Linked DNA regions of Homo sapiens: region 2 is linked to region 1. A link is an interaction called in ENCODE POLR2A ChIA-PET data of the cell type or tissue named here. Cell type or tissue: GM12878. All regions are shown on one strand. Each heading gives the region's core, and the rest is flanking DNA. Links, peaks and the distances in the headings are about the cores only.

Evidence for each region. ChIA-PET counts read pairs that join two places held together with the same protein. Peaks named below come from ENCODE experiments on the same cell type or tissue, not always from the same donor. Only the 100,000 strongest peaks of a DNase experiment are listed, where the experiment ranks them.
Region 2: POLR2A ChIA-PET joins it to region 1 with 7 read pairs; 6 of 35 experiments call an interaction of 5 or more read pairs at or near these places.

Annotation. Positions count from the first base shown.
Region 1 is chr10:102,251,516-102,267,317 of GRCh38, reverse strand. GBF1 (golgi brefeldin A resistant guanine nucleotide exchange factor 1) reads right to left here. Exons shown (of 40, transcript NM_001377137.1): 2 at 8,284-8,389; 3 at 7,202-7,268. The coding sequence starts at 8,379. Among named protein-coding and RNA genes, the nearest start is that of GBF1, 14 kb to the right of the region's middle. In GM12878, for the core only: no CTCF peak of the experiment used is centred there; no DNase peak of the experiment used is centred there.
Region 2 is chr10:102,183,022-102,198,823 of GRCh38, reverse strand. No RefSeq gene overlaps it. Among named protein-coding and RNA genes, the nearest start is that of ELOVL3, 35 kb to the left of the region's middle. In GM12878, for the core only: no CTCF peak of the experiment used is centred there; a DNase peak (open chromatin) is centred at 9,283; H3K27ac peaks cover 1,022 bases.

The DNA.
Region 1 (15,802 bases), core at 13,061-15,560:
GGCCAGGCTGGTCTCGAACTGCTGACCTCAAGTCATCCACCCGCCTTAGCCTCCCAAAGTGCTGGGATTACAGGTGTGAGCCACCATGCCTGGCACATATAATATACTCTTATTCAATCTTTTTCCTGACAATGACTACTAAAATCTCTTTTCTCTACACCTCCCCATTTTCCAAATGAAACAGATTAAACTTGAGGTATCAGGCATTCTCAAACAGTTTCTTTTCTACCTAAGCGGCTACTGCTAAGAGGCCCAGGCCAGACAGGTGTTAAGTCATAGTTCCTCCCAAGTTGGCTTCCAGACTCTGTTTAAATGTTCTCTGCAAACCTCTGGAGGTTAGATGGACTCAAACCTCCTAGCTCAGACTCTGAATTCACAAAGCTTGAGACAGACAGTACCCTACAGGTGTGTTTGTCCAGGATAAACTATACTTAAATAAACTCCTGACACATCCACTTTCTCCTGGCACGTGCTTCTCCCTCTTAAACTCAAGCACGCCATAACCTGCTGTCCCAGTAAGCTCTGTAAAGAAATATCCTATCCCCCAGAATTACGCTATGCAACCCACCAATGTCTTTGGGAATAGCTAAACTCTGGCCATAACAGCTTTACATGTGAAAGCCAAATAAGCAAATATGAGCTATTGTTTTTACTTATTTCTTTGGCTTGTTCCTTAAGGAAAGAGCAGGAATAAGAAAAGCTGGCAGCAGATTGCTCTCACTCATGGTCATCCATTCCATGCCTGATAGGGACCATATAGCATAAAGTAGAGGCTACAAAATGTTAGCTTTGGAATGATCAGCTAGAGTCATTAGTCCTGTCAAACCAGTGGCTATGAGGGCAGGAAGTCTGACTGATTGTTTACCATTACAGACCCACTTCCTAAGTACCTAAGAAAAATGCCTGGCACATACCAGATAGTCAATAAATATCAGTTAGAAGCAACTCAATAAGCTAGGCCCTGAAGGAATCCAAATCTTGGAGAATCCCCAAAAGAAAAGGTCTAAGAAGCTAGAACAATGTTATAGTTAATATGGGTACCTATACTGGGCCTCAAGACCACCTTAGTTTTTTTTTTTGAGACAGAGTATCGCTCTGTCACCCAGGCTGGAGTGCAGTGGCACGATCTCGGCTCACTGCAAGCTGCGCCTCCCAGGTTCAGGCCATTCTCCTGCCTCAGCCTCCCGAGTAGCTGGGACTACAGGCGCCTGCCACCATGCCCGACTAATTTTTTGTATTTTTTTAGTAGAGACGGGGTTTCACCGTGTTCGCCAGGATGGTCTCAATCTCCTGACCTCGTGATCTGCCCGCCTCGGCCTCCCAAAGTGCTGGGATTACAGGCGTGAGCCACCGCACCCGGCCCTCCACCTTAGTCTTACACTGAGAACCCCAGTCCTGATAACCAAAACTGGACATTAGGTCCTCAGAGCTAAAAAGACCTGGGACTAAATCTCCAAAGGCAAACTCCTCACCACCACACCCTCACACGCACATAGACACACGCACACCCTAAGAAGTCTTCCTCAAGCCCTGGCCCTGAAGGCTTTAAAGTAAGTCATTAAAAGATGATCCCATAAGAGAAGATTTTGGTTGTGATACTTTCTTTCATTCATTCATTCATTCATTCATTCATTGAAAGGGTCTCACTCTTGTCACTCAGGCTAGAGTACAGTGGCGCAATCATGGGTCACTGTAACCTCGAACTCCTGGGCTCAAGTGATCCTCTCGCCTCAGCCTAAGTAGCTGGAACTACAGTTGTACGCCACCATACCCAACTAATTTTTTTTATTTTTATTTTTGTAGAGATGGGGGGAATCTTGGTATGTTGCCCATGCTGGTCTCGAACTCCCAGCCTCAAGTAATCCTGCTGTCTTGGCCACCCAAAGTGCTAGATTACAGATGTGGGTCACTGCACCTAGCCTGGTTGTGATACTTTTAGACTGTTCCTCTCCTGTTTTAAACCAAAAATTTTCTGGAAAAGAATCTCTTTGTAATGATCTAAGTTTAAAGACCAAGGACAAAGACAGACTATATCTGGAGGCAAATGACTACAACCAAACACCACAACTCACAACTGACTATAGCCCTTTCCATAAAGCTATACTGGATGAAGGGAACTAAGGCTTGCAAGAATTTATCTAGTCTGGGAACAAAGAGATCAAAGACCACAGACCATATTGGCTAGAAGCATTCCCATAAACTGTCTACTCTTGTCAGATCTAAAACCAAGAGCAATATCAAGTATCCTGATATTTCACTTTCCCTTCCATGCCCCATCCCATGCCACAGATCCTACCACAAGGTCTAGCTGCGAGACTGAAGATAACTCCCATATGCAAGAGCCCCAAAAGATTCTTAGAAGAATAAAAGGAAATGTGTCTTTGGAATCTAAACCCATGGCAGGGCTTGGGCAGATGTAAGAGAGAGGCAGTGGCCCTTCTGCCCCTAAGGCCAGGACACCCCAGCCCTGCAGGCAGCACAGAGTTAACTACCCACCCGCTCTGAGAAGCACAAAGGTACATCACTGCAACATGCCTAACATTTACATTGCCTCTCTCTGCTCATTAAACAGGTTTTGGTTAAATAATGAACAAACTGTATTACAGACTCCAATGAGAATTCCAAAATTATAAATCAACTGGGAAAGCCCAAAGGGGCAGACAGACAGGGAGGGGGGAGAAGGATAATATTGACTAATATAAAGGGCGCAGCTTGACAGTGGATATTCCTGCCACACCTGATCAAACACACTCCGTGGGGGGAGGGGAAAGAGAGCAAGAGAGGGAAGATGGGACAAGACAGCCTGAAATTTGCATCCGGAAAAGATTAAAACGGATTCTTTGGGGATAGAGAAAATACATAATATATATTACTATAAATGCAAAACTGTACTAAAAGCTAACTCAAATGTCAAAGATTACAGTTTGAATAAATTTAAATATAAAAGCCATGTGCTTCCTTGAGTTAATGAGAGAGACATAAAAGGACAAACTGGGCCAGAAGCTGAACAGAGCCTTATGCTGCCTTTGCTGGGTAATGGGTCCAAAGCACAGCAGTGACTACAGAGACTTCCCTCCACAGTTCTGAGACCTGAGAAAAAACTGGCAAATCCATCACTTCTGCAGCCTACATTTGCCTCCTTTATAAACTGAGATATGATTCACATACTATAAAATTATCCTTTTCAAGTATACAATTCAGTGGTTTCTTGTATACTCACAAAGTTGTGCAACCATCGCTACTATCTAATTCTAGAACATTTTCATTACCCCAAAAAGGAACCCTGTAGCCATTAGCAGTCACTCTCCATACCCCCTCCCAGCCCCTGGTAACCACACATCTGTTTTAACTCCTTCAGAATAATCTAAAAGGAGTCCTGAGAGGACTTCAAGACCAAATGAGGGACAGCAGTCAAGTCTCTCTCACTGGTGGTAAGCTAAAGCTTTATCCAAAGTAACAGTATGCAAACTTTGCTCTTGGACACCCTTTTTCTTCCAAGAGCAACCCTCTTTTCAAATTTGGTATTATTAGAATATCTTATTACTCTAAATGCTATAGACCTTGTAGTCATCATACAGTTTAGGCAAATACTGACTGTAAATGTGGTCCAATGACATACATCTGTGAGAAAAACTAGTATGGACTTAGCCAACCTTACTGGAGAAAAGGACTTATTTCCTTCACAATAATGAGATAATATTCCTGGAGGAGTAGTGTAGGTAGTACTTATACATTTTAAAGATTCTTTCTACAAAAAGAGAAAAAAAAATCATTTTGGTTTACTGACAATGTCCAATGAACCACCCATTTCCAACAGTGATAGTCTTACCAATCAAGCCAGCAGAAAGCCTAGAAAAATGCAAACAGAAACCCTTTGCAAAAAAGGACCATGTCCAAGTCAGTTTCATGAGAAACTGGGTAGAAGTCCTAGAATTCCTGCTATCCCTCCTCCAATCTAAGTGGTACACCTTAACTGGTCATCTAACACAAGCACATTCCCTTCAGTTTTCTCTCCAAGTTAAAAACCCTTTCCCAGCCTCCTACCATTAATAAGCTTCCAGGAAAGCAGTCCTCCTGACACTGCCAATCAGAAAAATCTGTTTGTTTCCGTAAAAGAAACAAGAAATTAGTCATGGGTTGCAGAGTCCAGGACCACAGGGACAGCTGACCCATAAACCTGCTCCTGGGAGCCGGCACTGTGTGTGGGGTCAGAAGCAATATGAAGACCATAAATGCTCTATTTTAGGTCTATTCTGTCATTTTCTCAGGCAGGTAATATGCTAAAAACCAAGAACAATGTAGCAACCTTGGCAGGCACCATTTCAAGACATGCCACAGCTGTTGGCCTTGGAAAACACTACTCCCTTCCCTCTCACTCCAGGGGAAAGCTTAGCAACACCCAGAGATGTTCCTACCACCAATGAGAGAAATGGCTCCTGAACACACTCTGGTTTTACTAGTTCCAAGAGCAGATAATCTGGCTGGATTTCTGACCCAAGGACGTAAGGAAATCAGGCGTCAGACTCAACTTTGATAGCTCTTAAATAGTCTACAATTCCTAGACTGCATCATTCACCACAGGTATGGTCTCTGAGGTAAAATCTTGGGACATGTTAGCATGAAGAAAATAAGCATGGGATCTGGATTCAGTAGCAGGCAGGAAATGTGGCTCTGTCAGGATAGCAGCACCACCTCAGCTCCTCAAGGTTTGCAGAATGACCAAAAGGCCTACAAGGCCAGGGTGATCTCAGTCATTTTAGGGTATTCCCAGTCACTTATAACAACAATCCTTCACTGTGTATAAGATGTTTACCAAGTGTTTCCAATTATATTAACTTGTTTGATCCTCTTAATATCTCTTAAGAAGACAGTACTCTGAATTCAAAACCAAACAAAAAGAACTGTAAATCTCCATTCATTATATTTCCTTTCTAATTGGGATATGTAAGCTTTATCTGTAAAATTAAAAAAAAAAATCTGTGCAAGTAGCCAACATTCTAAAGCACTCAAGTACCAGTCGGTACAGGCCATAAAATAAGAACATGCCACCTAGTAGCAGCATTTGCCCTGCTAACTAGTCAACAATTGCCTCCTCTATACTTGATCCTTCTTAGCTAACATTTCCAAGCTGTTTCAATTGAGTGAAATTTGCTCCTTTAAAGAAAATATGGTTGGGAGGCCAAGGTGGGCGGATCACTTGAGGTCAGAAGTTCAACACCAGCCTGGCCAAAACGGTGAAACATCATCTCTACTAAAAATACAAAAATTAGCCAGGCATAGTGGCACACGCCTATAATCCCAGTTACTCAGGAGGCTGAGGCAGAAGACTTGCTTGAACCCAAGAAGCAGAAGTTACAGTGAGCTGAGATCACGCCACTGCACAAAAAGAAAATATGGGCTGAGCACGGTGGCTCACGTCTGTAATCCTAGCACTTTAGGAGGCCAAGGCAAGTGGATCATCTGAGGTCAGGAGTCTGAGACTAGCCTGGCCAACATGGTGAAACTCCGTCTCTAGTAAAAATACAAAAATTAGTCGGGTGTGGTGGTGCACGTCTGTAATCCCAGCTACTTGGGAGGCTGAGGCACGAAAATCGCTTGAATCTGGGAGACGGAAGTTGCAGTTGCAGTGAGCCGAGATCACACCACTGCACTCCAGCCTAGGCAACAGAGAGACACACTGTTTCAAAAAAAAAAAAAAAAAAGAAAGAAAGAAAGAAAATATGTAGGGAACTCTTAGATAACTTTAGCCCATGTTTAGGAAAGTAAAATAGATTTTTTCTCCAGATCTTCTCCCATATTTCTAATGAAAAGAAGAAATTTTCTTATTGTTTGTTTAATTTGCAGAAGCCTAAACACTATCCAATTACAGTCTGACATATGTCACTAGCCAAAAGCATTCCAGGGTTATACACTGCAGGAGCCCTTTGTGGTCAACAAAGGAACATAGCTCTGAGGCTGTCCCTTTCAGTCTGTATCTACATCCCCTTGGTTTTGACACTTTCCTCCTTTCCTGCCAGTGTATATGTGTGTGTGTGTGTGTATATATATACATAAAATAAACACACACACACACACACACACAAATATAAGGTACTTAATGTGTACATTCTCTTCTAATCACATGTACAGAAGCAATATAGAGCAAAGAGCCCTAAACCAGGCAACAGAGGCCTGAATTCTAGTTTTGACTCCACCTCTTAGGATTAGTGTGACCTCAGCTAAATCACTTTAAACTCCTCTGGGCTTTAACTTCTTTCACAAAAAGGGGACAATAGCTGCCATGCCTCCCTCACAGGGTTGTATAAAAGTTCAATAAGGTAATAAATGTGAAAATGGCTTTGAAAATTCTAAACATATGAATATATTATATAAGGTTACCGTGATTAGGAAAATAGGGGGCAAACAAAGGGACAAATGATTCTAGAACACATGAAGACTGAAAGATCATGAAGACTGAAACCAATGCAATAAACCAAGGATTGGAAAACTGCACCCATGGGCCAAATCTGGCTTGCAGATTCTTTTTTTTAAAGAAAATATAGGCCAGGCGCAGTGGCTCATTCCTGTAATCCCAGCACTTTCAGAGGCCGAGGCAGTGGATCACCTGAGGCCAGGAGTTTGAGACCAGCCTGGCCAACATGGTGAAACCCCGTCTCTACTAAAAATACAAAAATTAGGCAGGTGTGGTGGCACGCGCCTGTAATCCCAGCTACTTAGGAGGCTGAGGCAGGAGACTGGCTTAAACCCAGGAGGCAGAGGTTGCAGTGAGCTGAGTTCATGACACTGCACTCCAGCCTGGGCAACAGAGACTCTACCTCAAAAAAAAAAAAAAAAAAAAAAAGAAGAAAGGAAAATATAGGCCAGGCACAGTGGCTCAAGCCTGGAATCCCAACACTTTGAGAGGCCAAGACAGGAGGATTGCTTGAGCTCAGGCATTTGAAACCAGCCTGGGCAACATAGCAAGACCCTGTCTCTATGAAATAAACAAAAAGAAAATATATATTTCTCATTTATTTATATATTATCTATGGCTGCTTTTGAGCTACAAAGGCAGAGTTAAGTAGTTGCAGTTGTGTATGGCCCACAAAGCCTAAATTATTTACTATAAAGTCCTTTATACAAAAAGTTTGTCTATCCTTTCAATAAATCAAACACATATTTTTTACCAAGATTAGTAATCCACATACATATGGAGACTTACCTGTTATACTGTTTAAAACCTCCTTTAGATGACCGAAACTATGCAGCAGAGGATCCCGTTCTTCATCCTGTAGAACACATAGATTAAAGTAAGTCATTATTGGGCCAAAAGAGGAAAAGGAAAATAAAGGACAGATCAAGGGCTCTTTCTATGAATCCAATCAGAAAATCATTTAAGTTTTCCTTCTGAGGAAAAGAAAATTAGCCATAGTTCATATTTTTCTGTACCCTAATCTCTTATTTCGTAGAGATACTCTGGGCTTATACAAAATAGTGAATTCTTAAGTGCTAATCTATATCATCACCATAACACTCAAGCTACTACAGATTGCCAGGTCCTTTATATGTGTATTATTCTGTCTTCTCTCCCTTTTCATACCCACTATGTCATCATACATATTCATTTCAAAGATATTCCTGATGCCATGCTCACTTTTAAATCAATACATTTTTATGAAAGAACTTGAGAAATTTCCAAATGCACTTACCAACTATGTTCATATAAACTCCCAAGTTGGCAATTTCTAAACTTGCTTTTACAACTGGGCCAAAAATTGTTTTACACAATTCTACAAAAAAAAGTCCTCAAACATATATAGCAAAGAAAGCCAACTGTATAACAGGTAAGTTTCTTACTCATCTGATTGGTAAGATATGGCCTACTCTATATATGGAAGTTTGCTGAACCCCCAAGAAGGAGTACCATCACTAAGTCATGTTCTATGTATCAATAACTACCCTGATTTAAATAAATTTGATAGCTAATTATAGCCCTAAAGAATTAGAAAATAAAGAATCTTTCTGATACTTTTAGGCATACTAAAGAGGTCCCAAGCACAGGACTAGCTTAAGCTGTTTACAAAAATATTTAGAAGAAGAATGGTGTCATCTTTTGGGTCCCAGAGAAAAAAAGATAGCCTATATATCTGATGCTAGTTGGGATACAAAAAAACAAGATATCAAGAACAACTCTGAATTCCTACTATTCTCATTATTACTAGGAATTTGATTACTCTTTTAACCATGCCAACAGATCCCCTATAAAAACTTAGTGACCAGGCTATTTATCCATTTCCCACTTACCAGTGGTGTATGGGTGCTCCATCGGGCATTTCGTTTGATGGCCCCAACCACAATGTTAATCTCCCCTTGAATGATGTAAATATTCTTATCCACCATCTTGGCAAACCTACCAAAACAGTTAAGATAATAGTCTGGTTAATATTTGGTTACCCAAAGCATACCCAAGTTTAAAAATCAGTACCTGATAAGGTTAGAATTGTGATTTAACTTTTCAGTACCAAGATTTTCTTTCTTTCTTTCTTTTTTTTTTTTTTTTTTTTGAGGCAGAGTTTCACTCTTGTTGCCCAGGCTGGAGTGCAATGGCGTGATCCTGGCTCACCACAACCTCTGCCTCCCGAGTTCAAGCAATTCTCCTGCCTCAGCCTCCTGAGTAGCTGGGATTACAGGCATGCGCCACCATATCTGGCTAATTTTGTATTTTTTTTAGAAGAGACGGGGTTTCTCTGTGTTGGTCAGGCTGGTCTCGAGCTCCAGACCTCAGGTAATCCACCCGCCTGGGCCTCCCAAAGTGCTGGGATTACAGGCGTGAGCCACTGCACCTGGCCAGTACCAAAATTTTCTATACTCATAAAATCTGTTAGCCAGGTGCAGTGGCTCAGGCCTGTAATCCCAGCACTTTGAGAGGCAGAGGCAGGTGGATCACCTGAGGTCGGGAGCTCAAGACCAGCCTGACCAACATGGAGAAACCCTCTCTCCACTAAAAACACAAAAAATTAGCCAGGCGAGGTGGCGCATGCCTGTAATCTCAGCCACCCGGGAGGCTGAGATGGGAGAATTGCTTGGACCTGGGAGGCAGAGGTTGTGTGAGCCAAGATCGCCCCATTGCACTCCAGCCTGGGCAACAAGAGTGAAACTCCACCTCAAAAAAAAAAAAAAAAAAAAAATCTGTAATACTAAAATGAGATGAAGTCCATCTTATGTTATGAATCCAACTATCTGGCTCTCCTGGGGGTCTTTAGAAGTTCAAGGTAGTTCAAGATACAACTCAAAGCGAGTCAATCCAGAACATTTTTCAAAGGCACCTCAACAATCCTCAGGAAGCATGTCAAATTCTTCAAAGTCAATTGTTCCCAAAGTCCTATGATGCCTTTAAGTACACAGATACAACTGTAATGTCAGCTTGTTAAAAACAATATTTCTGGCCAGACATGGTGGCTCATGCCTATAATCCTAGCACTTTGGGAGGACGAGGCGGGAGGATTGCTTGAGCCCAGGAATTTAAGACCAGCCTGGGCAGCATATCGAGACACTCTCTCTCGCTCTCTCCTAAGTATATAGTCTTCCCTTTGTTCTTTTTAATCTACTCAATAAAAATTTAACTTGAATTTAAAGATTCAAGTTAAAGAAAAGAATAAAGGTTGTTGGAAGCATAGTGTTGGTTTAGAACCACAGTTGCAATGTCAGCGTAAAGGCTGCATCCAGACAAGGTGAAGTGGCTCACACCTGCAATCCCAGCACTTTGGGAATCCAAGGCAGGAGAATCAGTTCAGCCCAGGAGTTGAGACCAGCCTGGGCAAACAGTGAGACCCAGTCTCTACCAAAAAAACAAAACTAAAAAATTAGCCAGGCATGGTGGCATACACCTGTAGTTCTAGTTACTGGGGAGGCTGAGGCGGGAGGATCACTTGAGCTCAGGAGTTCGAGGCTGCAGTGAGCTATGACCCCACAACTGCACTCCAGCCTGGGTCACAGAGCAAGACACTATCTCTAAAAATATATAAATATAAATATAAACAAATGACTGCATCCAATCTGCCCAGTCAGCTCCAGAAAACTGGACAGTGACAGTGACAAGACCTTTGAAAAGTTCTGAAAACTCATATTAACTGACAGCAAGAAAGCATTAATATGATATGTAAATATAAAATAAAAGGTCTGTGCTAATATACCCAAACTTATAACCATAATTATTCCTAGAGAAGGTGCTGTGAAAACAGGGTGCAATCAGAGGATACTTGAGCCTTATCTGTAATCGTTTTGTCTTTTGGGGTTTTTTTGAGACAAGGTCTCACTCTGTCACCCAGGTTGGAGTCCTGTGGCACTGTCATGCCTCACTGCAGACTTGAACTCTTGGGCTCAAGCAATCCTCCTGCCTTAGCCTCCTGAGTAGCAGGGACTTCAGGCGCACACCACCAACCCAACTAATTTTTGTACTTTTTGTAGAGATGGGGTCTCACTTTGTTGCCCAGGCTGGATCTGTAATATTTTAACTTTTTACAAGAAGGTCGGGCACTGTGGCTCATGCCTGTAATCCCAGCACTTCAGGAGTGTCAAGGCAGGTAGATAACCTGAGCTCGAGACCAACCTGGCCAACATGGTGAAACCCATCTCCACTCAAAATACAAAAATTGGGCAGGTGTGGTGGAGGGCGCCTGTAATCCCAGCTACTCGAGTGGCTGAGGCAGAAGAATCGCTGGAACCTGGGAGGCAGAGGTTAAAGTGAGCCGAGATCATGCCACTGTACTCCATCCAGCCTGGGCAACAGAGCCAGACTCCATCCCAAAAAAAAAAAAATTTTTTTTTTTTACAAAGAGAATGTATTACTGTACTATCAATATAATTAAACATTAATAATGATAAGAGGTATATAATTTATGTCCTTGAGGCATTTATACAGTTTAGTGGAATAGATACAAAAACAGACACAGCCAGAGATAATAGAGAAAGAAATGTACCTAGCAAGTAGCTCAATTTGCATATTTTGCATAAGATGAGGCCCCCCAAGAAAGTGAAAAGCATGAAAACCACCATGATAAAGGAAAAAGAAACTGGTACAAATTTTGTCCAGGGGCCATGCGCAGTGGCTCACACCTGTAATCCCTAACACTTTGGAAGGCTGAGGTGGGCAGATCATTTGAGCCCAGGAGTTCGAGACCAGCCTTGGCAACATGGCGAACCCTGTCTCTATAAAAAATACAAAAATTAGCCAGGTGTGGTGGTGCACACCTGTAGTCCCAGTTGCCAGGGAGGCTGCGGTGGGAGGATTGCTTGAGGCCGGTAGATTGAGGCTGCGGTGAACCGCGTTCGTGCCACTGCACTCAAGCCTGGGCAACAGAGCGAGACTCTGTCTTAAAATAATAATAATAATGTGTCCATGCCCATGACAGCTCCCCAGTCCACAAGGGAATCCAACACAAGATTTATATTAATGACAATTTAAAAAACTAGGTTAATCTCAGAAGACTATCTGCTTTCCAAATGCTCTAGGAACACAACAACGTTCTCTTCTGAGAAGTGTCAATGATATGAATGTACAACCACGCTCTCTTCTGAGGAGGAGGAGAACTTAGAAATAGAAGAAAGATATATTCAAAAATGATTTAAAGTATCAGAAGAGAAAAGATTAAATCTTTCCTGGTATTTCCCTTTCCTTAAATTATGTAGGCAAGATGAATATGCTCTAGGTCTCTGGAAGGACTTGTAAGAAAATGCTAAGAGGTTACGGCCTCCAGGGAAAGAAACTGGATGACTATGGAACTGAGTGGTGGAGGAGTGAAAGGAAGACTAACTTTTCTCTGTATATTCTTTTTTACCTTTTGAATTTTGTGTCACAAACATATATTACCTATTAACTACTTTTAAATTTTAATCAGCTGATTGACTAAAAATGAATAAGCCCTTTAGAAAAGAAGTAACCACTTTCTAAGACAGCAAAGGTCTAAGCAAAAAATCATTGTAAAAAAGAAACATCTAGGGCTGGGCGCAGTGGTTCACGCCTATAATCCCAGCACTCTGGGAGGCTGAGGTGGGCAGATCACCTGAGGTTGGGAGTTCAAGACCAGCCTGGCCAACATGGTGAAACGCCACCTCAACTAAAAATACAAAAATTAGCCAGGTGTGGTGACACACACCTGTAATCCCAGCTGCTTGGGAGGCTGAGGCAGGAGAATCACTTGAACCCAGGAGGTGGAGGTTACAGTGAGCCGAGATCGCGCCACTGCATTCCAACCTGGGCAACAGAGTGAGACTCTGTCTCAAAAAAAAAGAAACATCTAGGGAATGAAGAGGAATTATTTTCAAGTACTATGCAGAGCTGCCTAATCTCCTTCTAGGTCTCTGAGTATGTCCCCTCACTCAGGGAATCTCCAAACAGTTGTGCCCTTCAGCTTCAGATGGGAAACTGATGAACCACTTGCTGCCTGGTAGCCAATGGCCAAGAAATCCCTTGTCACAAGGTCATAAAGGCCTGCAGAAACCTCATAAAAGTATAGTAGAAACGAACTTAAGATTTATCTTGTGTCAGAAATAACAAGAGAAATACATTCATTATGTACCCACACAAATGAAAAATTAATAGAAAAAAATAAATAAGAGAGGGAACAACTAAATAAATACCAACTAACACCCTTAGCCAGATAAGCCACTGGCCCAGAGACTCTGAGTAACATGTACCCTTGAAACCACTGTCCATTTAAAGCTGGGTCTAGAACATTCCCCTAGTGCTTTGTGGCATCCCAGTTACCTCAACAGGATCCAAAGAGGAGTCACTGTATCACTTGGCAACTCTGTCTATATCCAACAAAAGCAGGAGAAAAAGAAACAATAAATTGTATTCTTATTTAATGGAATACCAAAAATATATCTCAGGTTATTTAAATATGAAAAGCAAAACTTGAAATCTCTTAGAAGCTAATATATGAGAATATTTTCTTTTTGATTTTTTTTTAGAGATAGGGTCTTGCCATGTTGCCCAGGCTGGACTCAAACTCCTAGGCTCAAGCAATCCTTCCACAACAGCCTCTTGGGTAGCTGGGACAACAGGTGTGTGCCACAGCACCTGGCTACAGGAGAGTATTTTTATAAACTCAGCATAAGGGAGAAGTACCTAAACAAGAAACAAAAAGCAAAACCTCTTTAAAAAATTGGTGAATTCAACCATGTTAAAATTAAAAATGCCTGTTCAAAAGACAACATAAAAAAGAGGGAAAAGATAAGGCACAAACCAGAAGAAAATATTTGAGGCACATATAACTAATATAAAGGAGTAATATCCAGAGTATACAATAACTGCTACAAAACTATAAGAACTAGACATATAACCCCTCCCCAAAATTGGCAACAGAGATGAATAGGTGTTTCACAGAATAGGAAACATAAACAGCAAATAAATATATGAAAAGATTATTAGCTTCATTAATAATCAGGAAAATTACAAAATAAGATTATAATGATATACCACTTTACATTCCTGAAATAGCAAAACACTTTAAATCTGATAATACTTAAAAGGCCAGGTGCTCACGCCTATAATCCAGCATTTTAGGAGGCCGATGCAGGAGGATCACTTGAGCCAAGGAGTTTGAGAACAGCCTGGGCATCATAGCAAAACTCCATCTCTACAAAAAATTTAAAAATTAGTAGGGCATGGTGGCATGTGCCTGTAGTCCCAGCTACTTGAGAGGCTGAAGTGGGAGGATCACTTGAGCCTAGGAGGTCAAGGCTGCAGTGAGCCACGATCACACCACTGTACTCCAGCCTGGACAACAGAGTAAGACCCTGTCTCAAAAAAAAAATTGTTTTTAAGTTGGTAAAAAATGCAGACCAAGTGGCTGGTATGTATCTAAATTAATATGAATTTGAATAACAATTTGGCATTATCTTACAAAGCTAAAGCACTTCATATCCTATATTTCAGCAATTCCACTTCTAGGACTATACCCCAGAGAAGCTCACACAAAAAAATTGAGAATAGTGGCAAGCGGCAGGGAGTGTGGGGGAACTAACAGGGAAGGGCATACATACATGCAGCCTCAGTTTTGGTGATGTTATTTTTCAAGCTGGGTGGCAGCCATTGGTGCCCCATATAAGCTACACATATTCTTTGTCTAAAATAGCCCCTCGGCTGGGGGCAGTGGCTCATGCTTGTAATCCCAGCACTTTGGGAGGCCAAAGCAGGCAGATCAACTGAGGTCAGGAGTTTGAGACCAGCCTGGCCAGCATGGTGAAACCCCCACTCTACTAAAAATACAAAAATTAGCTGGGCATGATGGCAGGGGCCTGTAATCCCAGCTACTCAGGAGGCTGAGGCAGGAGGATTGCTTGAACCCAGGAGGTGGAGGTTGCAGTAAGCCAAGATTGCATCACTGGTCTCCAGCCTGGGCAGCAGAGCAAGACACCGGCTCAAAAAATAATAATAATAAAATAAAATAAAAGACCCTAAAAAGTTAAAAAGTTCCTTTTTTTTTTTTGAAACAGGGTCTCATTCTGTCGCCCAGGCTGGAGTGCAGTGGTACAATCTTGACTCACTGCAATATCTGCTTCCCAGGCTCAAGCGATCCTCCCACCTCAGCCTCCCAAGTAGCTGGAACTACAGGCATGAGTCACCATGCCTGGCTAATTTTTTTGTATTTTTTGTAGAGACAACATTTTGCCATGTTGCCCAGGCTGGTCTCAAACTCCAGAGCTCAAAGCAATCTGCCTGCCTTGGCCTCCCAAAATGCTGGGATTATAGGTGTGGGCCACCACGCCACATCATTCCTACTTTTTAAAGTCATGGTCTTTGCTGCCTCTTTGCCTTTGCATATGAAGCTCCCTTTCTATTCTGAATGTTTTTTCTCACTCTTGTCCACCTGATAAACCCTTACTCATTCCATCCAAAAGTCAATGAGGGAGTCAGAATATCACAGTGGTTCTAAGAACAATCTTAAAACCACTTATTTATTTATTTATTTATTTTTCCACTTTTTTTTTTTTTTTGAGACAGCGTTTCCCCCTTGTTGCCCAGGCTGGAGTGCAATGGCACAATCTCGGCTCACCGTAACCTCTGCCTCCCAGGTTTAAGCGATTCTCCTGCCTCAACCTCCCAGCAGCTGGGATTACATTCATGCGCCACCATGCCGGGCCAATTTTGTATTTTTAGTAGAGATGAGGTTTCTCCGTGTTGGTCAGGCTGGTCTCAAACTCCCGGCCTCAGGTGATCTGCCCACCTCGGCCTCCCAAAGTGCTGGGATTACAGGTGTGAGCCACTGCGCCCAGCCCTTTTTTCCACTTTTTTAGCAGAGTATTTTTAGTAGAGTTGGGGTTTCACCATGTTGGCCAGGCTGGTCTCAAACTCCTGGTCTCAAACTCCTGACCTCAAGTGATCTGCCTGCCTCGGCCTCTCAAAGTGCTGGGATTATAGGCATGAACTACCATGCCCGGCCACCCACAGCACTTTGTAGTTATCTCTAAACATATCTTGGCTGGGGACAGTGGCTGATGTCTGTGATCCCAGCACTTTGGGAGGCCAAGGAGGGAGCATCAGTTGAGCCTAGAAGTTCAAGACCAGCTTAGGCAACATGGCGAGACCCTGTCTCTACAAAACATAAAGAAAAATTGGCCAGGTGTGGTGGCGCACACCTGTTGTCCCAGCTACTTGGGAGGCTAAGGCAGGAGGATCACTTGAGCCCAGGAGTTCCAGGTTGCCTTGCGGTATGATCGTGCCACTGTACTCCAGCCTGGGTGACAGAGTGAGACTCTGCCTCAAATAAATAAATGAAAATAAAAATAAACACATCTTATACTAATTTATAATTATTTA
Region 2 (15,802 bases), core at 7,890-10,389, 63 kb after region 1:
GGGTGGATCACCTGAGGTCAGGAGTTCGAGACCAGCCTGGCCAACATGGCAAAACTCTGTCTCTACTAAAAATACAAAAATTAGCCAGGCTTGGTGGCAGGTGTCTGTAATCCCAGCTACTCAGGAGACTGAGGCAGGAGAATCACTTGAACCTGGGAGGTGGAGGTTGCAGTGAGCTGAGATCACGCCATTGCACTTCAGCCTGGGAGACAAGAGAGAGACTCCATCTCAAAAATAAATAAATAAATAAATAAATAAATAAAAATAAAAGTAAATGGTCATCAGAAAGGAAACACTATAGAAGCTGCAGAAAACAGGCTTGCAGATGAAACTGCTAAGCAAGCCTCCCTGGAGAAAGAAATTAGACTATTTAGCCTGATCCCAGACATCCCTAAGGTAGTATGAAGACCCCAGCTTACCAGAGAGAAGAAAGAAGAATTAGACAGGATAGAGGGTCACTCGAACTAAAGATGGGAAATGGGTACTTCCTGATGGGAGAGAAATGATAAGTAAACCCCTGATGACAGAACTAATGTCTATATTACGCAAAGGGAGTCATTGGGAACCCCAGGCTCTGTGTGATGGAATACCTAGGAATAACTGGATCCACACCCTCACTAAACAAATATGTGGAAGTTGTGTAACTTGTCAAAGGACAAACAAAAAGGTAATTAGAAAACAGGCCACAGGAGGAAGACCTCCCAGACTGAGACCATTCCAGAGCATTCAAGTAGATTTCACAGAAATGCCTGAAGTAGGAAAACTAAAGTATTTGCTGGTGATAGCAGATTACCTTTCCAGCAGGGTGGAAGCCTTTCCCCTTCCAACAGCTACTGCCACGAATGTGATCAAAATAATCTTAGAGCAGATTATACCCCGATTTGGCTTGGTAGAAAATACTGATTCAGACAATGGGAGCCATTTTACCTCAAGGGTATTAAGGGGAATTACGGAAGGTTTACAAATTACATGGGATTATCACACCCTTTGGCATCCCCCTTCCTCTGGAAACGTAGAAAGAATGAATCAAACTCTCAAAAAGCATATTACCAAACTAATCTTAAAAACTAAAATTCGGCTGGGCACGGTGGTTCATGCCTGTAATCCCAGCACTTTGGGAAGCCGAGGCAGGTGGATCACAAGGTCAGGAAATTGAGACCATCCTGGCTAACACGGTGAAACCCTATCTCTACTAAAAAATACAAAAAATTAGCCACGCGTGGTGGCGGGCGCCTGTAGTCCCAGCTACTTGGGAGACTGAGGCAGGAGTATGGCGTGAACCCAGGAGGCGGAGCTTGCAGTGAGCCGAGATAGCGCCAATGCACTCCAGCCTTGGCGACAGAGTGAGACTCCATCTCAAAAACAAAAAAAAAAAACTAAACTAAACTAAAATTCCTTGGACCAAATGTCTTCCAGTAGCACTCCTTAGGGTAAGGACAGCCCCCAAAAACAGACTTGGGACTGTCCCCATATGAGTTATTATACAGACTCCAATATTTGGGCAGGGCTACAGATCTTCCTACTATGAAAACCAAGGACCAATTCTTAAGAAATTATATACTGGCCATATACTCCACCTTGTCATCCCTTAGGTTAAAAGGACTTCTAACTCAAACCCTGCCTCTTGAGTTCACAGTTCACCACTTCCAATCCAATGACTTGGTGCTGATTAAGACTTGGAAAGAAGATATGCTCCAACCCAGCTGGGAAGTTCCCTATCAAGTGCTCCTGACCACCAAGACAGCTGTATGAAAAGCTGAACGGGGGTGGACTCACTATACATGAGTCAAGAGACTGGTAAAAGAAACCCCAGAAGGGAGGAAGAAAGACCAGTGGAAAGTGTATCAGTTACCCGAGAAATCTTTAAAGTTGAGTCTGAAAAAAAACTTAACAAAGAAGACCATGGGAAGGCCCTACTTTTGGAAATTAATGTGGTTGGGATGGCTTACTATACAAAGGGTGGAAGGTCAAAATGGAAATTGGCAGGAGACCCCTTCCTACCCGATCAAATTGGTGATTAATGTGACTAGAACAATAGCACCCCAAACTATAGTTTGATGCCTGCCAAATTTTATCCTGTAGAAGTTTAGAAAACCAGAGGCAGCTTTCACAGGCAGATAAGTATATCTCTGCCCTGAACCAGACAAAGGCTACCGTAGGGCAAGTCCCTGACCTAGCTGGGATGATGTTTGCTGGACCACCAAATACCAGGGTTGGACTGTCAATATGGGGTGGGTAACCCCATCTTGGAGGGCCCTAAATAATAAAATACAACTGTCCAAGGGCTCCCCACCAAATAATTGTCAGAATCTACAATGTAATGCTATACTCATCTTTATTGACAACCCAGTCATTTTAAACCAAAAGCCAGAGGTAGCATCTTGAGTATATGAGTTAGGGGCAGATATTATTGGGAGGGATCCTTTAGGTAGATTTATCCTCAAGTTAGTCGAGAACTCAACCTCTCATTTGCCTGGGACCACTCCAACTCCAGACCCCAACAAACACTCTAGTTCACCCAACAATAATCCTAAAAGAATAGAAATAATTGAAGGATTTAAGGCAAACCTTAGAAATTGGGACGGGGGCCATGTGCGGTGGCTCACACCTGTAATCCCAGCACTTTGGGAGGCTAAGGCGGGTGGATCACCTGAGGCCCGGAGTTTGAGACCAGCCTGGCCAACATGGCGAAAACCCGTCCCTATTAAAAATACAAAAATTAGCCTGGCATGGTGGCATGTGCCTGTAATCCCAGCTACTAGTGGGGCTGAGGCAGGAGAATAGCTTGAACCTGGGAGGCGGAGGTTGCAGTGAGCCGTGATTGTGCCACTGCACTCCAGCCTGGGCAACAGAGTGAGACTCTATCTCAAAAAAAAGAAAGGAAAGAAGGAAAGAAAAGAAAGAAAAAGGAAGGACAGAAGGAAGGAAGGAAGGAAGGAAAGAAGGGGGAAAAAGGCAAAAGAAATTGAGACAGGGTAAGCAGATGTGAATGCCTGGGTCAAATAGGTCAAATTTTTGGTACAAGCCCTCAACAAGAGTAACTGCTACATGTGTGCTGCAGGATGACCACAAGCACAGGTGGTTCCGTTTCCCCTAGGACGGGATACCAATCCTGAAGGAATGCATTGCATGTTGGCTCTATACCAGGACAAGAATGCATGGGGAGATGAGACTTGTAAGAGTCTGTCATTACTCTTTCCTGCATTGCAGAGGTCGGATCCCACAGCAATCCCCTCATTCTCTATAGGGAGTATGAACCACTCCTCTTGTCTCTCCAGGCAGGAGGCTGAGTTCAATAAGTCCATGGGAGAACTCTTGACTTGTACCCACATCCTAAACGTCACTGGTGAGTCAGGCAATGGCAATTACTCAGTTCTCCATATACCCTGGGCTGATGTCTGGTGGTACTGTGGGAAGAGGAACCTCCATAACCTGTTACGGTCCAATTGGACCGGTACTTGTGCTTTAGTCCAACTGGCTGTTCCCTTTACCCTGGCATTCCATAAGATACCTGAAAATTCACATGGCCACCAAAACCGGAGACATTTAACAAATTCCTTTAATCCCAATATCTACATTGACACAGTGAGTCCCCAGGGGGGTGCCTAATTAATTCAAGGCCCAAAACCAAATAGCTGTGGGGTTTGAGTCAGCACTCTTCTGCTGGTCAACTATTAACAAAAAAGTAGATTGGATTAATTACATCTATTATAATCAACAGACATTCATTATACTCAAGATGCCCTCAAGGGGGTGGCTAGCCAGTTAGATGCCACCAGCCTAGGAAAACAGGTTTGCATTAGATATGATATTAGCAGAAAAAGGAGGTGTATGTGTTATGCTAGGTGGAAAATGTTGTACTTTCATTCCCAATAATACTGCCCCAGATAGAACTATCACAAAGGCATTACAAGGGCTAACAACCCTAGCCAACAAACTGGCAGAAAATGCTGGGATTGATGACCCATTTATAGACTGGCTAGAAAGATGGTTTAAAAAATGGAAAGGTGGGCCAGGCCCGGTGGCTCACACGTGTAATCCCAGCACTTTGGGAGGCCGAGGCGGGTGGATCACGAGGTCAGGCGATCAAGACCATCCTGCCTAACATGGTGAAACCCCGTCTCTACTAAAAATACAAAAAAATTAGCAGGGCGTGGTGGCAGGTGCCTGTAGTCCCAGCTACTCGGGAGGCTGAGGAGAGGAGGAGCTACTCAGGAAGAGAATGGCTTGAACCCGGGAGGCAGAGCTTGCAGTGAGCCGAGATCGCGTCACTGCACTTCAGCCTGGGCGACTGAATGAGACTCTGTCTCAAAAAAAAAAAAAAAAAAAAATGGAAAGGTGGCTGGGCATGGTGGCTCACGCCTATAATCCCAGCACTTTGGGAGGCCGAGTGGGGCGGATCATAAGTTCAGAAGTTTGAGACCAGCCTGGCCAATATGATGAAACTCTGTCTCTATTAAAAATACAAAAATTAGCCAGGCATGGTGGTGTGTGCCTGTAGACCCAGGTACTTGGAAGGCTGAGGCAGGAGAATCGCTTGAACCTGGGAGGCAGAGATTGCAATGAGCTGAGTTTGCACCACTGCACTCCAGCCTGGGCTACAGTGAAACTTCATCTCAAAAAAAAAAAAAAAAAAAAAAAAAGGAAAGGCATGGTACATGGTAGCTTCAATCCTTACATCTCTCATAATTGTAGCAGAAGTCTTAGCAGTGGGATGTTGTATTATCCTTTGTGTGAGGGGACTAGCACAGAGATTAACTGAAACATCTATTTTTTCTTTTCTTTTTTTTTTTGGAGTCTCCTTCTATCGCCCAGGCTGGAGTGCAGTAGCACGATCTCAGCTCACTGCAACCTCTGCCTCTCGGGTTCAAGCAATTCTCCTGCCTCAGCCTCTGGAGTAGCTACGATTACAGGTGTGCACCACCATGCCAGGCTGATTTTTGTATTTTTAGTAGAGATGGGGTGCTGTTATGTTGGCCTGACCTCAAGTGATCCGCCTGCCTCAGCCTCCCAAAGTGCTGGGATTACAGGCATGAGCCACCGCGCCCGGCCTGAAACAGCTATTAATAAACAAATGCCCATGATTTACCAGAAAAATAACCTACTACTATTAGAAACCAAATTAAACTCACTCTCCTATGAGGAAGAAAGTAAATGACTTCTAGAGCAATTTCAGGACCAAAAGGGTTTAGATAAAAATGAGACTGAGGAAAGTAAATAGAAAAGAGGAGGGAATTTGTGAGAGAATATTTTAAATGGTCTATTTTCAAGGCATGATAAATCTGTGTACTGGCAGCCAGCCTGCAGATGTGACAAACCGAACAACTCATGCACCTAGAAAGTCACGATAAGAGAACAGAATGTAGAGGAGGGGTCAGCCCATAAAAGGGAAGAAAGTTTCATTATTGGGAAATTGAAACTTAAGTGAGGAAGGGGACTGGGGTATAACCTTATAAGGGGATAATGAAACTTAGGCGATGTCCGGGAAGATTGTAACCCCATAGTACTAGACCAACGAGGAGCTGGGGGAGGGCCTTGCGTGCTAGGAGATAAATTACCTGTTGTAACTGCCCCGGGTATGCCTGCCTACCGGACACCTGATCTTGCAAGACCGCCATTAAGTCTCGCTTCTGCTGCATTTCGTGTCTCTGAGTCCATTCTTTGATTTTGGACAGGTGAGGGTTTCTCATAATCACTTCAAGTATTTATCATTTCTATGTGTTAGGAACCTTTAAAGTCCTCTCTTCTAGCTATTTTGAAATAGACAATATATTGTTGCAAATTATAGTCACCCTACTCTGCTGTGGAATATTGGAACTTATTCCTTCTATTTAACTGTATGTTTGTGTCCATTAACCCATCTCCCTCAGGCTCTAGGGACTTTGTGTTTTGGCTCTGTTTGCCCCAGGGGCAGCTTCCCTGGTGTGCTATACTACCTGTTCCCTAGGGTACAAGATACTGTGTGCTAGAGCAACCACATCAGAGGGAACCTCTACTGGGTCCAACCACGTCTGCTGCTTCAGCCCTCCAGGTGGACACAGGTGGATGTCAGTGAGGCTCCAGAGATGTGGAGATGCAAGGGCTGTTGGGCCCCAGGACAGAATGCAGTCTGATAGGTGCTTAGCTCTAAAAATGATCCCATGCTGCAGCTGCTTAGGGGTCATGGAGGAGGGGTGTGGGACCCAGTGTGAGCTCCCTCTCTAGAGCACTGACGTCACACAGTCTCCAGGCAGCTCCTACACTATTCTCAGGGCCTGCAAGGATCACGAGGTTCTCCCATGTCTCGGGTTTCAGGTGGGAATGTGGATCACTAGGGATCTCTCATTTACACTTTCCCACACTGGGGAAACTCCTTGGCCTCCCAGCCAATCCTGGCCTGCAGAGCTGGCTGTCTCGCTTCCCTCTCCTCCTGTGCCTCAGGTGTTTCCTGTCACTTCCCTGTTGAGTTCCAGTGGTCTCCCTTAGATGCTTGATTCAAAGTATTATTATCTATTCGCTATTTTGGTTCTTCTTTGTGGAGGAGGCAAGTGCAAGATGCCTCCAGTCAGCCATCTTCTTTTTGTGTTACCAAAACACGAGGGGTTCAGTCCAGGTCCTGCTGCTCGCCACACTGAAAGCCAATGACTGAGACGACAAGTATTGCCAAGGAAGAAGGCTTTAATCGGGTGCTGCAGCCCAGGATATGGGAGCTCAGCCTCAAATCCATCTCCCTGACTGACTAAAACAAAGGGTTTATATAGCAGGGAAGAAATGTAACAATGTGTAGGCAAACAGGAACTAGAGAAGGGTAAGAAAGCAATCGCGATGAATGAGGGGTCCAAAGTCTATCCAAATGTAATGATCTGATGAGTTTCAGTTTTCTTTTTTTTTTTAAAAGGCCTAAGGGTCCTTTCCTGAGGAAGGAACTCAAGTAGAACAAATATAAGGTTCAAGCTTTAAGATCAGAAAGGTCAATTTCTATGTTTATCCAAAAGAACAGTCTATGGGACTATTGGGTTGGTTTCAGTGCCCCCTTTCTATTGATCAATTCCTCAATCATGAGGAATCTGGTTGTCTATCTTTCTGGCTGCTTCATAATGAGGAGGGGTGTCATAGGCAGCTCCATACCATGGGTGACCATGTAGCCATCCAGGGATCAAAGGTTAATCTAATGTAGAGTTTCTTCTGACACATGATATTTCTCTCTACAGTCCACTGCTTCCACCAAAGACAAATCACAGCAGGACCAATCTACCTGCAAAATAAGCTGCAGTCCCATATAATCGACCTGATTACCCACACACAGTGCAGCAAGAATCATTGTCCATATAGACTCTCCCAAATCAGCTTTGCTGGAACATCTCACAAGACCATTTCAGTCAAAGCCCTGAGAAAATAACCAGTTCCTGGCCAGGTGTGGTGGCTCACACCTGTAATCCCAGCACTTTGGGAGGCCGAGGTGGGTGGATCATGAGGTCAGGAGATCGAGACCATCCTGGCTAACATGGTGAAACCCTGTCTCTCCTAAAAATACAAAAAAAAAAAATTAGCCAGGCGTGGTGGTGGGCACCTGTGGTCCCAGCTATTCGGGAGGCTAAGGCAGGAGAATGGCGTGAACCCAGGAGGCGGAGCTTGCAGTGAGCCAAGATCATGCCACTGCACTCCAGCCTGGGTGACAGAGCAAGGCTCTGTCTCAAAATAATAATAATAATAATAATAATAATGATAATAAAACCAGTTCCTTCAATTGTGCCCTGTTACAAAAGAAAATATGTTGTTGGTTTTTTTTTTTTTTTTTTTTTTTGAGATGGACACTCGCTCTGTTGCCCAGGCTGGAGTGCAGTGGCACAATCTTGGCTCATTGCAAGCTCTGCCTCCTGGGTTCACGTCATTCTCCTGCCTCAGCCTTGCGAGTAGGTGGGACTACAGACGCCCACCACCACGCCCAGCTAATTTTTTGTGTTTTTAGTAGAGATGGGGTTTCACCGTGTTAGCCAGGATGGTCTCGACCTCCTGACCTCGTGATCCGCCCACCTCGGCCTCCCAGAGTGCTGGGATTACAGGAGTGAGCCACCGCGCCTGGCTGAAAATATGTTGTTATTAAGTATATGCAAACATATACATTGCCATGAATTAAGAATATTCACAAATAGTTTACAAATTTTGGAGAAATTAGGCAGAGAGAGATATATGACTCAAATTCTGTTTACAAAAGTATACTCAGCTGGGTGCGATGGCTCACGTCTGTAATCCCAGCACTTTGGGAGGCTGAGGCTGGTGGATCACTTGAGGTCAGGAGTTTGAGACCAGCCTGGCCAACATGGTGAAACCCTGTCTCCACTAAAAATACAAAAATTAGCCAGACATGGTGGCGCACGCCTGTAATCCCAGCTACTCAGGAGGCTGGGGCAGGAGAATCACTTGGGTCCAGGAGGCGGAGGTTGCAGTGAGCCAAGATCACGCCACTGCACTCTAGCCTGGGCAACAGAGTGACACTCCATCTCAAAAAAATTAAAAAGTACACTGCACTTTTGCTGGGTGCAGTGGCTAGCACTTTGGGAGGCTAAGGCAAGCAGATCAGCTGAGGTCAGGAGTTCAAGACCAGCCTGGCCAACATGGCAAAATCCCATCTATACTGAAAATACAAAAATTAGCTGGGAGTGGTGGTGCACACCTGTAATCCCAGCTACTCAGTAGGCTGAGGCAGGATAATTGCTTGAACCCAGGAGGTGGAGGTTGCAGTGAGTCAAGATCACACCATTGCACTCCAGCCTGGGCAACAGAGCGAGACTCCATCTCAAAAAAAAAAAAAAAGTATACTCCACTTAATACACTTAAAGTATGCTTAAAGGCTATAAACAGCTCAAAAGGAAAAATTATTCAGACTCTGAAAAAACAAAAAGAATCAGCAATATAGCTGGGCGTGGTCACTCACACCTGTAATCCCAGCAGTTTGGGAGGCTGAGGTGGGTGGACCACCTGAGGTCAGGAGTTCGAGACCAGCCTGACCAACATAGAGAAACCCTGTCTCTACTAAAAATACAAAATTAGCTGGGCATGGTGATGCATGCCTGAAATGCCAGCTACTCAGGAGGCTGAGGCAGGAGAATCACTTGAACCTGGGAGGCAGAGGTTGCAGTGAGCCAAGATCCGCCACTGCACTCCAGCCTGAGCAACAAGAGGGAAACTCCGTCTCAAACAAACAAACAAACAAAAGAATCAGCAATATTTCAAACAAAAAGCCATAAAAACTATTTCAGTTTCAGTTTCAATTCATGCAATCAACTCTTGCTCTGTTTCATATTGAGTTAGCAATCTTTATGAACACACCAGCTTTTCAATTACAGTCCTGGAAGTTTTCTCTCTAATTCAGTGGCACAAACCCCAAAGTTATCAGAAACCTGCAAATCAAAAGTCCTTTTAATGAACTCCTCCAAAGAAGCAAGCCCTGGACTGTAGCTGATTGTAAGTCACTTTTTGAGAAGAATCAAAGCAAAACATCGATTGTGGTTGACAAAAGTCTTTTTTTTTTTTTTGAGACAGAGTCTTGCTTTGTTCCCTGGCCTAGAGCACAGTAACACAATCTCAGCTCACTGCAATCTCTGCCTCCTAGGTTCAAGCAATTCTCCTGCCTCAGTCTCCTGAGTACCTGGGACTACAGGTGTTCGCTGCAGATCTGAGCCTCCCTGTGCTCTTGTTGGGGCCAGGAGCAGGCAGGATCCATCCCTTCCTGGGTGCAGCTGCAGCAACTTGGTCCACAGCTCCAGATACAGGCCTCCAGTTCCACAGAGCAGGCAGGAACCCCACCCCGCTGTGGGGTGCTGCAGCCGCCCAAATTGGGGCTGCAGACCCAGGCATCCCTGCACTCTTGGGGGGCCTGAAAAGGCCCCCTCCTTGCCCTTGTAGGCTCAGAGTTGCCTGCTCCTGCTGCTTGGCCTCTCCCTGCTCTTGCTGCTTGGCCTTTCCCTGCTCCCGGTGCCCACTCTGATCTTGGACCAGGCTTGGGGCCAAGTCCAGGGGCTGTCACAGTGCTGCCAGGTGTGTGCAAGCTCAGGGCAGTGCTGACACGCCAGTCCCCTGCTGCCCTGCCCCCCTCTGGACTTTGGGCACTGAGGAGTGCAGGAAGGGAAGTTGAGAGGGGCTGAGAGTGACTGGTGCTGGCCTGCAGGTGCCCCTTGGTGCCAGCAGCCTGGGCACTATGGATGGCTGTGGAAGGCAGACAGGCTCCTGGGTGGAAGGGGGCAAGTCCCCAGTGAAGCCCCACCTTCATGCCAGGACAGGCCTGAAGTGTGGGGGCCAGGCTGCCATTCCTGCTGATTGGAGGAGGAACTCATGGTGCTTTTTCCTGTGGACCAGTCAGCACACACTCCCTTCCCCGAGCCACATAAAAGCCCTGGGCTCAGCCACAGCAGGGCAGAGGTTGGGGAGACAACAAGAGGACCAAATGCAGAGAGGAGCTATTCCCCCTGCTGATAGCTAGAGACAATGGGATGGCCAGCTGGCAGAAAGGAGCTACCCTCTCTGCTAAGAGCTTCAGAGACCAGAAGAGACATTGCGTGGACCAGCTTCAGAGAGGAGCCATCCTCTCCAGGGCCTCCTCTCTGCTGAGGGCAGCATACGTCAAGATGACCAGTAGCAGACAGGAGCTGTCCTCTCCAGGGCCTCCTCTCTGCTGAGAGCAGCAGACGTTGGGACAACGAGTAACAGAAAGGAGCTACCCACTGTGCGTCTCCCCTGAGCTGCTCTAATACTAAATAAAGCTCCTCTTTGTCTGGTTCACTTGCCTGAGTACCTCATTCTTCCTGAACGCAGGACAAGAACTCAGGCAAAGCACCACTGGCCACAGAGGTTTCTGGCCAGAAAAATTGACATCCAGTGATCCCGTAATACTACTTTTCAAAAAATTTTCATGAAGATCATTTGTTTTGGCTGGGTTTATAATTTTATAACCTTCTATGCCAAACCCTGAAACCTCAAAATATCTACCAGAGACAAATATAAAATCCAGACAAAAATGTATGCTCACAATTTTGAAGACATTTTTATTTTCATTTTACCAATAATTTTACAGCCAGCTGGTTTCGAAAAAATTTACTTAACTCACACGAACTTGAAAATTGCTTTGACTTATTTAATTTATGAGTGCTGTTTTACTTATAAGCCAATTTGGTAGACACAACATATACCAATAAGGGTACATACAAATAAACACATCTAAACATGAATATACACACATAAACAAAGATCCAATAGCTTTTACCTTGGAACTATAGCTATGAGATAGCAATACAAGCTTACTGGTTTTACATGGTTACACTTTGTCCCAGTAGGTAATTCAGTGAAGGCTGTGAATCAAAATTTTGGGTATAGTAGTTTCCATGGCAGTTTGATTTTTAAAGGCCAAACCTCCTCAGACTCCAAAGAACATTGGGGTCAAACAGCAACAAAGGAGAACATCACATACCTGCCAGGCCCAACCTTGCTTAGAACAGCAGCACAAAAGCCTGGATACACACAACTCCATCCCACTTTCCCATTCAGCAGCAAACTCCAGATTCCAAACAGCAAACGCCAGATTCCAAACAACACTGGGGCCAACAGTATTGCAAATGAATATCAGTTTACCGAATTCTAACTTCTCATGACTATATAAAACACACACAAATGATCACCAAAACACAATCCAACTGCTGCAGCAAAAAACAAGCCCCAAGAGTGTCCAAACTCAAACAGTCAGGGTGCTTCCTCTCTTCATTGGTTGGGCTTGATCAAATGCAAACAAAAATTCCTTAGGAAATTTCCCAAATTGAGAGGAACTGATCCCGCTGTCTGGTACACACACGAGGCACTCACTTGCCCAGACACAACATACAATTATAAACTAGCCCCCAAGAGTGTCCACATAAAAACAGTCAGGGTGTTTCCCTCCCTCAGTCAGTTGGGCTTGTTCAACCTGCAAATGAAAATTCTTTTAAAAATTTCCCAAATTGAGAGGAGCAAATCCTGCTGTCTGGGCCCACAAAGGATACTCACCTATCTGGATGCAGATGTCCAATTTCGAAGGCTATTCTTCCAAGGCAATCAGGAGGATGGTTGGGGCTGACCATGGTGGGGCCAGAGAGAAACTGAAACTCACTTCCAGCTGATATTGGTCAATAGATGGGCATGGTGCATGCCTGTAGTCCAGCTACTGGGGAGGCTGAGGCAGGAGAATAACTTGAACCTGGTGAAGTGGCTACATTGTCTGGGGTATATGCCCTCAGGTATATATTTATCATTGTCACAGGCCAGGAAAATTTAGGACACAGACACACACAAGGGGTTTAGGAGCAGAGGTTTAATAGGTAGAAGAGAAAAGAGAAATAGCTTCCTCTATAGAAGAAGAGGTCTCCGAATGGAAAGGACTGGCTGGTAGTGAAGACACCAGTTTGAGGAGGCAGTGTCTGATTTAGTGTGGACTGTTTTAATGTGTCTTGATTTACATAGGGCTCACAGATTGGTTTGATCAGCTATGACGTTTACATAGTGCTCAGGAAAGGCTGGTTGCCCCACCCTAATCTTGTTACGCAAATGGCCTTTCCAGTTGATCGACACCATCTGTTTTTTTTTTCTTTTTCTTTTTTTTTTTTTTTTTTTTTGAGACAGAGTTTTGCTCTCGTTATCCAGGCTGGAGTGCAATGGTGCGATCTCAGCTCGCTGCAACTTCTGACTCCCCGGTTCAAGCAATTCTCCTGCCTCAGCCGCCTGAGCAGCTGGGACTATAGGCGCCCACCACCACGCCCAGCTAATTTTTATATTTTTAGTAGAGGCGAGGTGATCGACACCATCTGGTCTGCTCCTTACAGTACACATGACTGGCAGAGAAGGGAAGATGAAGTCGCTATCTTGAACATGTCTACTCCTTAGTTCCTGCTGGCATTCACCCTTGCAAACTCCCAGGTTTCAGGCTGCTCTTTGTTAGAAAATGATTTGGGGCAGCTTTTCATTAAAAAAGAAAAAGAAAAGCCTTACTGAGGATTCCCGTACCCTGGCTATCTGCCCAAGTGATTTCTTCTGACTCCTATAGCACTGGGAGGCAGAGGTTGCAGTGAGCCAAGATTGTGCCACTGCACTACAGCCTGGGTGACACTGTGAGACTCCATCTCAAAGGAAATAAAATAAAATAATAAAATAAAATAAAATTTGTCAGGCAGCTGCATAAGAGGGCTTCTGAGACTCCACCCATGGCAGCTGAGCCACAAGCAACATGTTCCCAGTCAGGGAACCAAAATATGTTATTGAAACATCAGGGGTTCAGTCTAGGTCCTACAGCTCGCTGCACAGAAAGCCAATGACTGAGATGACAAGTATTGCCAAGGAAGAAGGCTTTAATCGGGTGCTGCAGCTGAGAAGATGGGAGCTCAAAACCTCAAATCCATCTCCCTGATCAACTAAAACAAGGGTTTTATACAGAGGGGAAGAAATGTAATGTGTAAGAAAACAGGAAGTAGGGAGGGCCAAGGAAGTAATCATGATGAATGAGGGGTCCAAAGTCTCATTGTCTGGATGTAGTGATCTGGTGAGTTTCAGTTCATTGATACTTTTTTTTTGCGGGGGAGAAGCCTGAAGGTCATTTACTAATGAAGGAACTCAAATAAAGCAAATATAAGTTTCAAGCTTTAAGACCAGAAAGATAAATTTTTATGTTTATCCAAAACAATAGTCTCTGGAACTATTGGGTTGATTTCATTTGTTTGTTTTTTACCTTTTAAGTTCAGGGGTACATGTGCAGGTTTGTTATATAAGCAAATTTGTACTTGTCACAGCGGTTTGTTGTACAGATTATTTCTTCACCCAAGTATAAAGTCTAGTATTAGTTATTTTTTCTGATCCTCTCTCTCCTCCCATCTTCCACCCTCCAGTAGGCTCCAGTGTCTGTTGTTCCCCTCTTTGTGCCAATGTGTTCTCATCATTTACCTCCCACTTATAAGTGAGAACATGCAGTGATATGTTTGGCTCTGTGTCCCCACCCAGATCTCATCTTGTAGCTCCAATAAGATGTGGGAGGGACCCAGTGGGAGATGACTGAATCATGGGGGTGGGTCTTTCCTGTGCTGTTCTGGTGATAGTGAATGGGTCTCAAAAGATCTGATGGTTTTAAAAATGGGAGTTTCTCAGCACAAGTTCTCTTTTTGCCTACTGCCATCCACGTAAGTTGTAACTTGCTCCTCCTTGTCTTTCTACTGTGATTGTGCGGCCTCCCAGCCATGTGGAACTGTAAGCCCATTAAACTTCTTTCTTTTGTAAATTGCCCAGCTTCAGGTATGTCTTTATCAGCAGCATGAAAATGGACTAATACAGTAAATTAGTACCAGGAGTGGAGTGTTGCTGAAAAGATACCTGAAAATGTGGAAGCAACTTCAGAACTGGGTAACAGGGAGAGGCTGAAACTATTTAGAGGGCTCAGAAGAAGAGAGAAAAATGTGGAAAAGATTGGAACTTCCTAGAGACTTGTTGAGTGGCTTTGACAAAAATGCTGATAATGGGTCAGGCATGGTGGCTCACACCTGTAATCCCAACACTTTGGGGGGCCGAGGCGGGCAGATGACCTGACATCGGGAGTTCAAGACCAGCCTGACCAACATGGAGAAACCCCTTCTCTACTAAAAATACAAAATTAGCCAGGCGTGGTGGTGCATGCCTGTAATCTCAGCTACCCGGGAGGCTGAGGCAGAAGAATCACTTACCTAGGAGGTGGAGGTTGTGGTGAGCCAAGATCACACCATTGCATTCCAGCATGGGCAACAAGAGCGAAACTCCGTCTCAAAAAAAAAAAAATGTTGATAGTGATATGAACAATAAGGTCCAGACTGAGGTGGTCTCAGATGGAGATGAGGAACTTGTTGGGAACTGGAGCAAAGGTGACTCTTGTTATGTTTTAGCAAAGAGACTGGCAGCATTTTGCCCCTGCCCTAGAGATTTATGGAACTTTGAACTTGAGAGAGATGATTTAGGGTATCCGGTGGAAAAAAGTTTCTAAGTAGCAAAGCATTCAAGAGGTGACTTGGGTGCTGTTAAAGGCATTCAGTTTTGGTTTTGTTTTTTTTTTTCAGACGGAGTCTTGCTCTGTTGCCCAGGCTGGAGTGCAGTAGCACAATCTCGGCTCACTGCAAGCTCCACCTCCCAGGTTCACACATTCTCCTGCCTCAGCCTCCCGAGTAGCTGGGACTACAGGCGCCCACCACCACGCCCGGCTAATTTTTTGTATTTTTTAGTAGAGACAGGGTTTCACCGTGTTAGCCAGGATGGTCTCGATCTCCTGACCTCGTGATCTGCCCACCTCAGCCTCCCAAAGTGCTGGTATTACAGGCGTGAGCCACCGCGCCCAGCCGGCATTCAGTTTTAAAAGGGAAACAGGGCATAAAAGCTTGGAAAATGTGCAGCCTGACAATGCGATAGAAAAAAAAATCCCATTTTCTGAGGAGAAATTCAAGCTGGCTGCAGAAATTTGCATGAGTAATGAGGACCCGAATGTTAATCCCCAAGACAATGGGGAAAATGTCTCCAGTGCATGTCAGAAGTCTTCACAGCATCCCTTCCCATCACAGGCCAAGAGGCCTAGGAGGAAAAATTAGTTTTGTGGGCTGGGCCAAGGGTTCCTGTGCTGTGTGCAGCATAGGGACTTAGTGCCTGTAATCCCAGCTACTTGGGAGGCTGAGGCAGGAGAATCACTTGAACCCAGGAAGCAAAGGTTGCAGTGACCCGAGATCTCACCACTTCAGCCTGGGCTGTGTCTCAATTTAAAAAAATAAAAATAAAAAATAAACAAGGCCAGAAGCAATGG